2 separate regions of the Homo sapiens genome follow, and region 2 is linked to region 1. The links are chromatin contacts, found by Hi-C or POLR2A ChIA-PET in ENCODE. All regions are on one chromosome and are shown on one strand. Each heading gives the region's core, a stretch centred on a gene start or an enhancer-like site at or near the end of the contact. The rest is flanking DNA. Distances are from core to core; before and after follow the strand shown.

The links. Hi-C counts contacts between places; a loop is a spot of excess contacts on that map. ChIA-PET counts read pairs that join two places held with the same protein, here RNA polymerase II (POLR2A). Pooled maps may share reads with other maps.
Region 2: a map of dorsolateral prefrontal cortex shows a loop between it and region 1 (4-fold over the local background). The contact joins the promoter of L1CAM-AS1 here to the promoter of HCFC1-AS1 in region 1. A Hi-C loop is called at or near these places in 1 of 168 maps with a recorded cell type or tissue (dorsolateral prefrontal cortex), 1 of 37 single-sample maps with no recorded cell type and 4 of 50 pooled maps. POLR2A ChIA-PET finds 5 or more read pairs at or near these places in 4 of 52 experiments (GM12878, WTC11 and activated B cell).

Annotation. Positions count from the first base shown.
Region 1 is chrX:153,967,475-153,971,092 of GRCh38, forward strand. It overlaps HCFC1-AS1 (HCFC1 antisense RNA 1), which reads left to right and starts at 1,291. Exons shown (of 3, transcript NR_046608.3): 1 at 1,291-1,596; 2 at 1,725-1,897; 3 at 2,311-2,617. It overlaps HCFC1 (host cell factor C1), which reads right to left. Exons shown (of 26, transcript NM_005334.3): 1 at 3,174-3,618. The coding sequence starts at 3,366. RefSeq lists a silencer at 1,750-1,928 and enhancers at 2,715-2,954, 2,944-3,618, 3,435-3,618.
Region 2 is chrX:153,879,021-153,882,673 of GRCh38, forward strand. It overlaps L1CAM-AS1 (L1CAM antisense RNA 1), which reads left to right and starts at 1,652. Exons shown (of 7, transcript NR_130768.1): 1 at 1,652-1,698. All of the region lies in intron 1 of L1CAM (L1 cell adhesion molecule), which reads right to left. RefSeq lists enhancers at 515-574, 2,548-3,545.

The sequences.
Region 1 (3,618 bases), core at 41-2,540:
TTCAACGAGCTGCCTTCCTCTCTGTTCTACCTGTCACATTAGAGCATTTCCTGTGTGGCATACGACGTGCTGGGAGGCACAGAGGACACCGATCTTGTGCTCATACTCCCAATGGGGTAGGAAGGCTGCATGCCCCCCTCCCACGATGAGACAAACACCCTAGAAGAGCTCTGACCAAGCCGGGCCCTTGGGAGCACAGAGCAGTGCGACTGCTGGAGAGGGGAGGACAGGAGTGGAAAGGGCTTCTCAGAAGAGGTGACGTTTCAGCCGGGCCTTGAAGGGTGAACAGGATTTCCCGACAAATGAAACTAGCAGGGCCAATCAGGAAGTGACTGCAAGAGTCTAGTAAGAGGAGAGGAGGGCTTGGTGTGGAAGGGGACACATTTGATGCCTGCCCAACGCAATGAACAATTAGATACAGGGACAGAGGAGAGAATGGAGGCATTTCAAAGGTGATGGGCCCCAAAGACAGGTGGCAGAACGGCCTCTATGAAGGTTTGCACTCCCGCCCAACTCCGCCACCAGCTGGGAGGGCGACCCTGGACCTGTCACTTCCCCTCTTGGACCCCAATTTCCTCATCTGCAGAAACAAGGAAGTAGTTCCACTAGGTATTTTCCAAGGCTCCCTCCAGCTCCAAGAACCTATGGACATTACAGAGCCACCGTAGCCAAAGCTCTCGCTCCCCCACCCCCCACACCTGGCAGCACTCTGAATCCTTTGGCTTGCCACATGGAACTAAAATTCCCTAAGGACAAGCACAGTAGCTACCCTAAGAGCTCTCAAAGCACACACCCCCTGAAGCTTTCTTATCCTAGCAACGGGAACCCCTTCCAGATCAGCTCTCTCCAAAGGTACAAGGCTTTTTGAGGACTGATCCCGCAGAACTGCAAGGGGCACAGGCGTGAGAATATGCCCTGATCTCATCCCAAACACAACAAAAGAAGACAAGACAAAGGTGACGAGGCCGGGCTGGCGGGAGGGGGCAGAAACCCCGGTGAGGAAGAGGGCTTCAGGTCTGCCAGCTGCTCTCTCGTCTGAGGAATTGCCGATGACAGTTTCCAAACTGCTACCCTGGAGGATCCCAGAGCTTCATTTTAAGCAGCCCTTTGGAAGGCAGGCTACCCCTCTAATGCACAACCTGTCTTTGCAGACTGGTAATGAATTCATGCCAAAGTGGTCAATTCATTTTAATAAACTAATGAATATGCAGAGGCCCCAGGAAGCCAAGGCAGCAGTGGTGGTGGACTCTGGAGCCGACTGTAATTAGGCCCCTGCCCTACTTTCTAAAATTGCATTTCCCTGCCAGGGAGCCTGCTCCAGGCCTTATGAGAAGAAAGTCGGTCCACAGAGTGGAGAAGGTGCTGCTCATGGTGACGGTGCCTCTATAAACAGCCCCACCACTGGAGAAGCCTTAGCTTACTGAGCTAATTCCTGCTACTGCAGCTGCCTGGGCTGGCGCGGGGCACCACCAACCACCAAGCGCCCCCGCCCGGGGGCTGCTGAGAAAGGCCCTGCTCCCTGGAGGCAACAGGTGCTGAGAGACCTGGAACGAAAAACGGTCACAGACAACCCACCAGCCTTTCAAAGTCAACGTGGTAGGTGGCGATAATCTCCGAGATGTGGAGAAACCAGCACTTTCTGCCTTGGGGGGTGGGGAAGGAAGCGGCACCCAAGAGCCCAGCTCCAGCCTTCCCAACTCCCTAAACCAACTTTCTCCCTCCAGGCAGCTCCAGCTTCCCACCCCCAGAGCATCGAGGCACTGGAGCTCAGCCAAAGAACAGCAGCCTCTCACCGCTCAGGACACAAAGCCCACTCAGCGAGGGTTTGTCTGCAGGGCCACCACCGAGGCCAGGGGATCGCTAGAGCCCCCAGGAGAGAACGGCCGCGGAGCAAGGGGTTAGTGCTGGGAGCCGTGCCTGCCACTCAGGACTAGGGCATCCCAAGGCCCTCCCCCAGCCGCCTGCAGGGGGCTTTTCCCTCACCCAGACTCTTCCAGCTCTTGCCTGGGACCGAACTCACCCTGACCCTGCCTTCTGGGCAAGGCCAGGGTCCTGTGGGCCAACGGGCAGTCAGTAGGCAACTTGGGAACTGACCCTTGTGCTAGGGGCACAAAACGGGCCAAGTAGCCACCAAGAAAAAGGATGCCACAAAGCTGTCGTGGACAGCAGCAGGCTTTCTGCCCTAGAGACTAAGCAAGGCTACTAGGCAGAGGCAACAACAAACGGCCCCCACGAAGGCCGTGGTGCATCAGCCATACCTGAAGAGAGAGGTTCCTCCCCTTCCCAACTAACGGGCTTTGGGTTTTGCAGGGAGGCAGAAGAGCGGGTGGGGTAACCCCCTGGATCCGCAGAAGCGGGGAGACACACGACTACGCAGGCCGCTGAGGGGTAACTGGAATTCAGCTTGTAAACCAGAAGGCACCAGATTAGGAGAAGGGGCGACTTGGAAAGAAATGCTGCAGAAGTAAACGTGGAAAGGGAGAGGCGGCCCTGCCGCCGGCCCGTCCTAGGGGTCCCCAAGGCTCCGGCATTACCCGGGTCGGCGGATGTTAAACTCTGCGTCCTAAGAGCGCTTCCCTTCCCTCCCTTTTTCGAGAGACAGAGAACGAATCTGTAATCTAGAAATGGTCATTTCTCCAGAATGGGCACTCGAGATGAGGGAGAGCTGAGCAGGCGCAGGAGAAGGGAGGGAGGGAGGGAGGGGAGCTCTGCCTGCGCCAAGGGGACACATCCGCCCGCCCCAGCCCCAGCCCCAGCCCGCTGGGTAACGGTGTGGGTCTGAAGTCACCACCGCTGGCGACAGCCCCTCTCCCTCACCAGTCGGACTAGGGGCTTTCTTTTAACTAACGAAAACCAATCCTCAAACACGGGAGAGACAAGGGAACGGGGAGAAGATCAGAGAAAAGCACTGAAGCCCGGCACAGCAAAGGGGAGGGGCAAGCCGATCAGTGGGGAGGGAGGGGGAGGAGGGGAGAAGGGGGAGGGGGACGGGGAGAGGGGAGAAGGACGGGTAAGGGAGGAGGGGAGAGAGAGAGGGAAGGGTAGAGGGTGAGGGAGGAGATGGAGGGAGGGAGGAGAGGGAGGGAGCAGATGGAGGGAGGGAGGAAAGAGGAGGGAGAGGGAGGAGATGGAGGGAGGGAAAGAGCCGAAGACCCAGCGGGCTTTGCACTCACCCGTGTTGTACACGTGCAGTTCGTCCACTATTCCCTCGTTGCCGCCGCCAAACACCACGATGAGCTCCTTGATGGCCACGGCGCGGTGGCCGTGGCGGGGCCGTGGCACCGGACCCGACCAGCCCACCACTCGCTTCCAGCGGGGCTGCAGAAGCACCGCTGGCAAGTTGGCGGGCGACACGGCCGAAGCCATAGTTCCGGGAAAGGGTGCGGTGGGGAGAAGTCAACAAGCGGGAAGGGAGCCCCTCAATTCCTTTCACACACCCCCTTTCGTCTAAGGCAGCTCTCACGGAGAAGCGGTTTCTCACACAGCGGTAGACGACTCCATGGAGGCCGCCATCTTAACTGCCCTCCTTCCCTTTGGCTCTTCCCTTTCTTCTCGCTCACCCCGTCTCCGCAAGAGCCGCCCGAAACTGTCGAGCGCCTAGGCTCAAGAAGCTGGAGG
Region 2 (3,653 bases), core at 402-2,901, 88 kb before region 1:
TCTCCTCCCACTGCTGCTGGGTCTCTGATCTCTCACCATTCCTCAGGCAATTACAGAGCAAGCAGCTAGGGTTGTCAGCTCAGCAGGCCCTCTACCCCCCACCAGCACCACTAAGGGCAAAGGAGCGGGGAGGGGGGAGTGTTCCACAGATGGAGCCAAGGCCGGGTCTGCCAAGGGTGACAGACAGAGTGAGAAGAGGCAGGGGGGAGCAGGAGACAAAGACAGACGTAGGAAGACAGCGCTAACCACGATGGAGATGGTTAGGGGGTGGGGAAATTCCGAAACGGAGACCCAGGCAGCAGAGAAAGGGAGAGAAGAGGAAACCGGAGCACAAAGGGTGAGAGGCAGCTGCAGAGTGCGCCGCTGAGAAATGGCAGAAAGAGCGAGAAGAGTGAGGGGTGGGGGTGGGCGTGTGCACGTGCGCGTGCGCGCAGGCCGCCTGCACAGCGTCCTTGTCCCTGGGGGCTGTGCCAGGCAAGGGGCGGGGAGGAGGGAAGATGGGCCTGGGTCAGTGGAGGGGCTTCCCGGCGTGGACGTCACGCTGGCCTGGGAGCAGGGTAGAGAGACAGACAGAGGGTGGAGCAGCTGTGAGCTGGGGCCGGAGGGGCCTACAAAGCCCCACGCAACAGAGCATCAAGGCCCTGCCCACTTGTGGCACTGGGCAAGGGACGGCCGTGAGACAGGATGAATGGCACACTGCTGGCTGACCCATGCCATGCCAGGGAACAGGTGGGGGTCGGGGGATTCCTGCTGCGGGTAGGAACGGGGGGAGGGGGAAGCACCCAGAAAATCCCAGGGAAGCCTTCCAATATTGCTGCTGGCTGGGAGTAAGTGGTCACCTGGCTGGAGGAGACGCACATGTGTTAGGCCAAGAGTGAGCCTGCGTGACCATGCACTGAGTGGACAGTGGCCGCTGTGCTGGGGCAGTTGAAGATGGGGCCATTCCTGAGTAAGTCCGGTCCCAAACCCATCCTCCCCGGTGGGAAAGGGCCAGGGAGGCAAGGGTCACGCCCAGCAGCCTACAGGGAGGGGTTCAGCCCCAGAAGAGCCTTGCCCCATCCCACCCCACCTGGCCTCCCACTACACCCGCAGGTCCCTCAGGGAGTCCTCTGTCCTCTGCTCCAAAGTGCCTGCTTTGGTCTGATGGGAAGCAGCTTGCCAGGGAGGGACCTGGGAGGTTGTGGAGCCTGGCTAGACCTGGAGTGACTGCCTCCTCCCTGAAAACACACACACACACCCCATCACCACCACCACCACACACCTTGAGAAGGGAACCTCCAGCGGTGCCCTGCACATGTGCCCTGCACACCTGCCTGTCAGTTCTCAGGTTCTGCCTGGAGTTCCTCTCAAAGGAGAAGCAACAAGAGAGCCCTTCAACAGCACAGCAGAGACTATCCGGCTTCTCCTGCCCTTGTCTCCTGGGGACATGGTGCCTGGTGACTCAGTGGGCCAGAGTGGGGGTGGGGCTGGGGGCTCAGCACAGGGCACATGAAAGGGTCAGAGTGTGGTGCTGGGCCCATGTGCTTGCAGGCCTGGGAGCCTGGGGGGCTTCTGTGCCTGTTGGTGTGTATACGATGGTGTGGGTGTCACCTACACCCTGTGCACTGTGTCCCTTTAAGGCTCCCGCTGGCCCTCCCCGCCCCGCTCCCCAGGCCGTGGCTGGCGGGTTTCTATGGTGATGCAGCCCAAGTCCCAGAGGTGGGGGAAGCCAGAGGAAAGCCTTGTTATGTGTTATGTAGACAGCACATAAAGGGGGCTGCTCCAGGGAGCCCCCACAGGTACCTGGGGGCCCAGAAGTCCTTTATGACTGCTGCTTAGTCCCTGCACTCCCAACCTCACCCCTCCCTAAGAGGGTACCCTTAGGAGAGAGTGAGCCCTCAGCCCCCTCATCTCGCCTGAGGCTTCAGTCTCCAAGGCAACTACAACTCACCTGTAATGGACCATTCTCCTTAAAAGATGGGGAAAAGAGACGGAGGTTAACCCTTTGTGGGGTTCAGGGAGGACGGTCTTGACTACTGGGGAAGGGAGGGAGGAGCCCCACTCCATCCCCACAATCACATGCCTCTGTGGTCTGTTCTATTAAATCAACTTACAGCGTGGACTTACCACGTACCAGAAAGCCTCATGAGCACTTCCACTCACATCCACTCATCTCCTCCCCAGATTTGCCTCAGGGAGGGAGGTGCTATCATCATCCCCATTTTACAGATGAGGACACGGAGGCTCAGAAAACTGGAAACTGTGTCCAAGATCACAGAGCTGGCACTGGGTCTCAGCAGGGGTGGGGTTTTAGAGGGCGTGGTGGCTCCCTAAGCTGCCTCTCAGAGGCTCTGGCATCCCAACATGTGTGCCTGCTGGGCTTCCCAGGGAACCAGGGGCCTGGGCGAGGATGGCCTCCAAGCCATCCTGCCCCGTGGGGAGGGCTTACTTGCCAGGCAGATGGCAGGCAAATGTCGGGGGCAGGGAGTGACATCTTGGGATGGAGGCCATGCGGAAGTAGGATGTGATCAACATCACGTCTCAGCACAGAGCTGAAGCCCGACACCAAACAAACCCCCAAGTCCCCCATCCAGGTACTCAGTCCAAGAGAAGGCCAACTCCTTTCCCTTTTGGGCTTGGGGACAGGCTGGTTTCTTGGTCCCCTCTTCTGCTCTCTGGAATCTGGACTTGTTCTGATACCTTTCTTGCAACCAGAGGCTCCAGAACCCCTCCCAAAGAGGCCCCTCTCCAATCAGCATTTAGGGACAGCAGTGGCCCCATTCTTGTGTCGAAGGAGATACTGATGCCCAGCAGGCGGCAAGGCTTCAGCCTCCGAGACCCCTAGAAGGCGAGAGAAATGAGGTGGCAGCAAAACTAGGGCTCCTCTCAGGCCCCAGGCCTCCTCAGGGAGCTAGGATGACCCTAGCACTAGAGGGGGCTTCAGCGGCCAGGCCAGAAGGAACAGACTGCATCCAGTTCCTGGGGCTGTGGCCTGAAAAGGAGAGCAGGGAAGGAGCCCAGCCTGGGGCAGGGAGAGGCCCTGGCCCACAGCAGTCCTGGGATACCTAGCCTGTGTTGGTTTGCGGGGGGCGGGGTGGGGGTGCCTGGAAACAGCTCAGACACTGCCAGGCCCCACGGGCCCCCTCCAGGGGCCCCACTCCCGAGGGGTTAAAGGGCAGAGGGGGACACAGGAAGCCCGGGGGCGGACAATGGGGCCTCTGTGATCCCCAGGGCTTGGGCATTCCTAAGTCATGAACACAGACGCAGATGGCTGGGAGACAGGGCCACAGGGAACCCCCCTCCACTGAAGCACAGCCTGGGTTGGCCAGAGGCTCTGTCCCCATCCAGCCACTGCAGCAGCCACCCTCAGCCCCACCCCTTCCCAGCACAGGCCCTGTTGGGGCATCTGAGGAGACCCACGTGGCCTCATGACAATATGTGTGTGCATGCTGGTTCACGAACACACACACACATGCAACCAAATATATGACCCCACCCAGACAAACAGGAATACTGGAGGTTACACACACACAAATACACACACACAAGCAGAGACACAAACCCCATACATGCAGATAGGAAGTCTGCCTGGCTGGAGGGCAGGGGGCAGAGGGGCTCCCGGGACTCAGTCCCTTTCCCTCAAGTTCCACTCTCAGACCCGCACTGGGATGGAC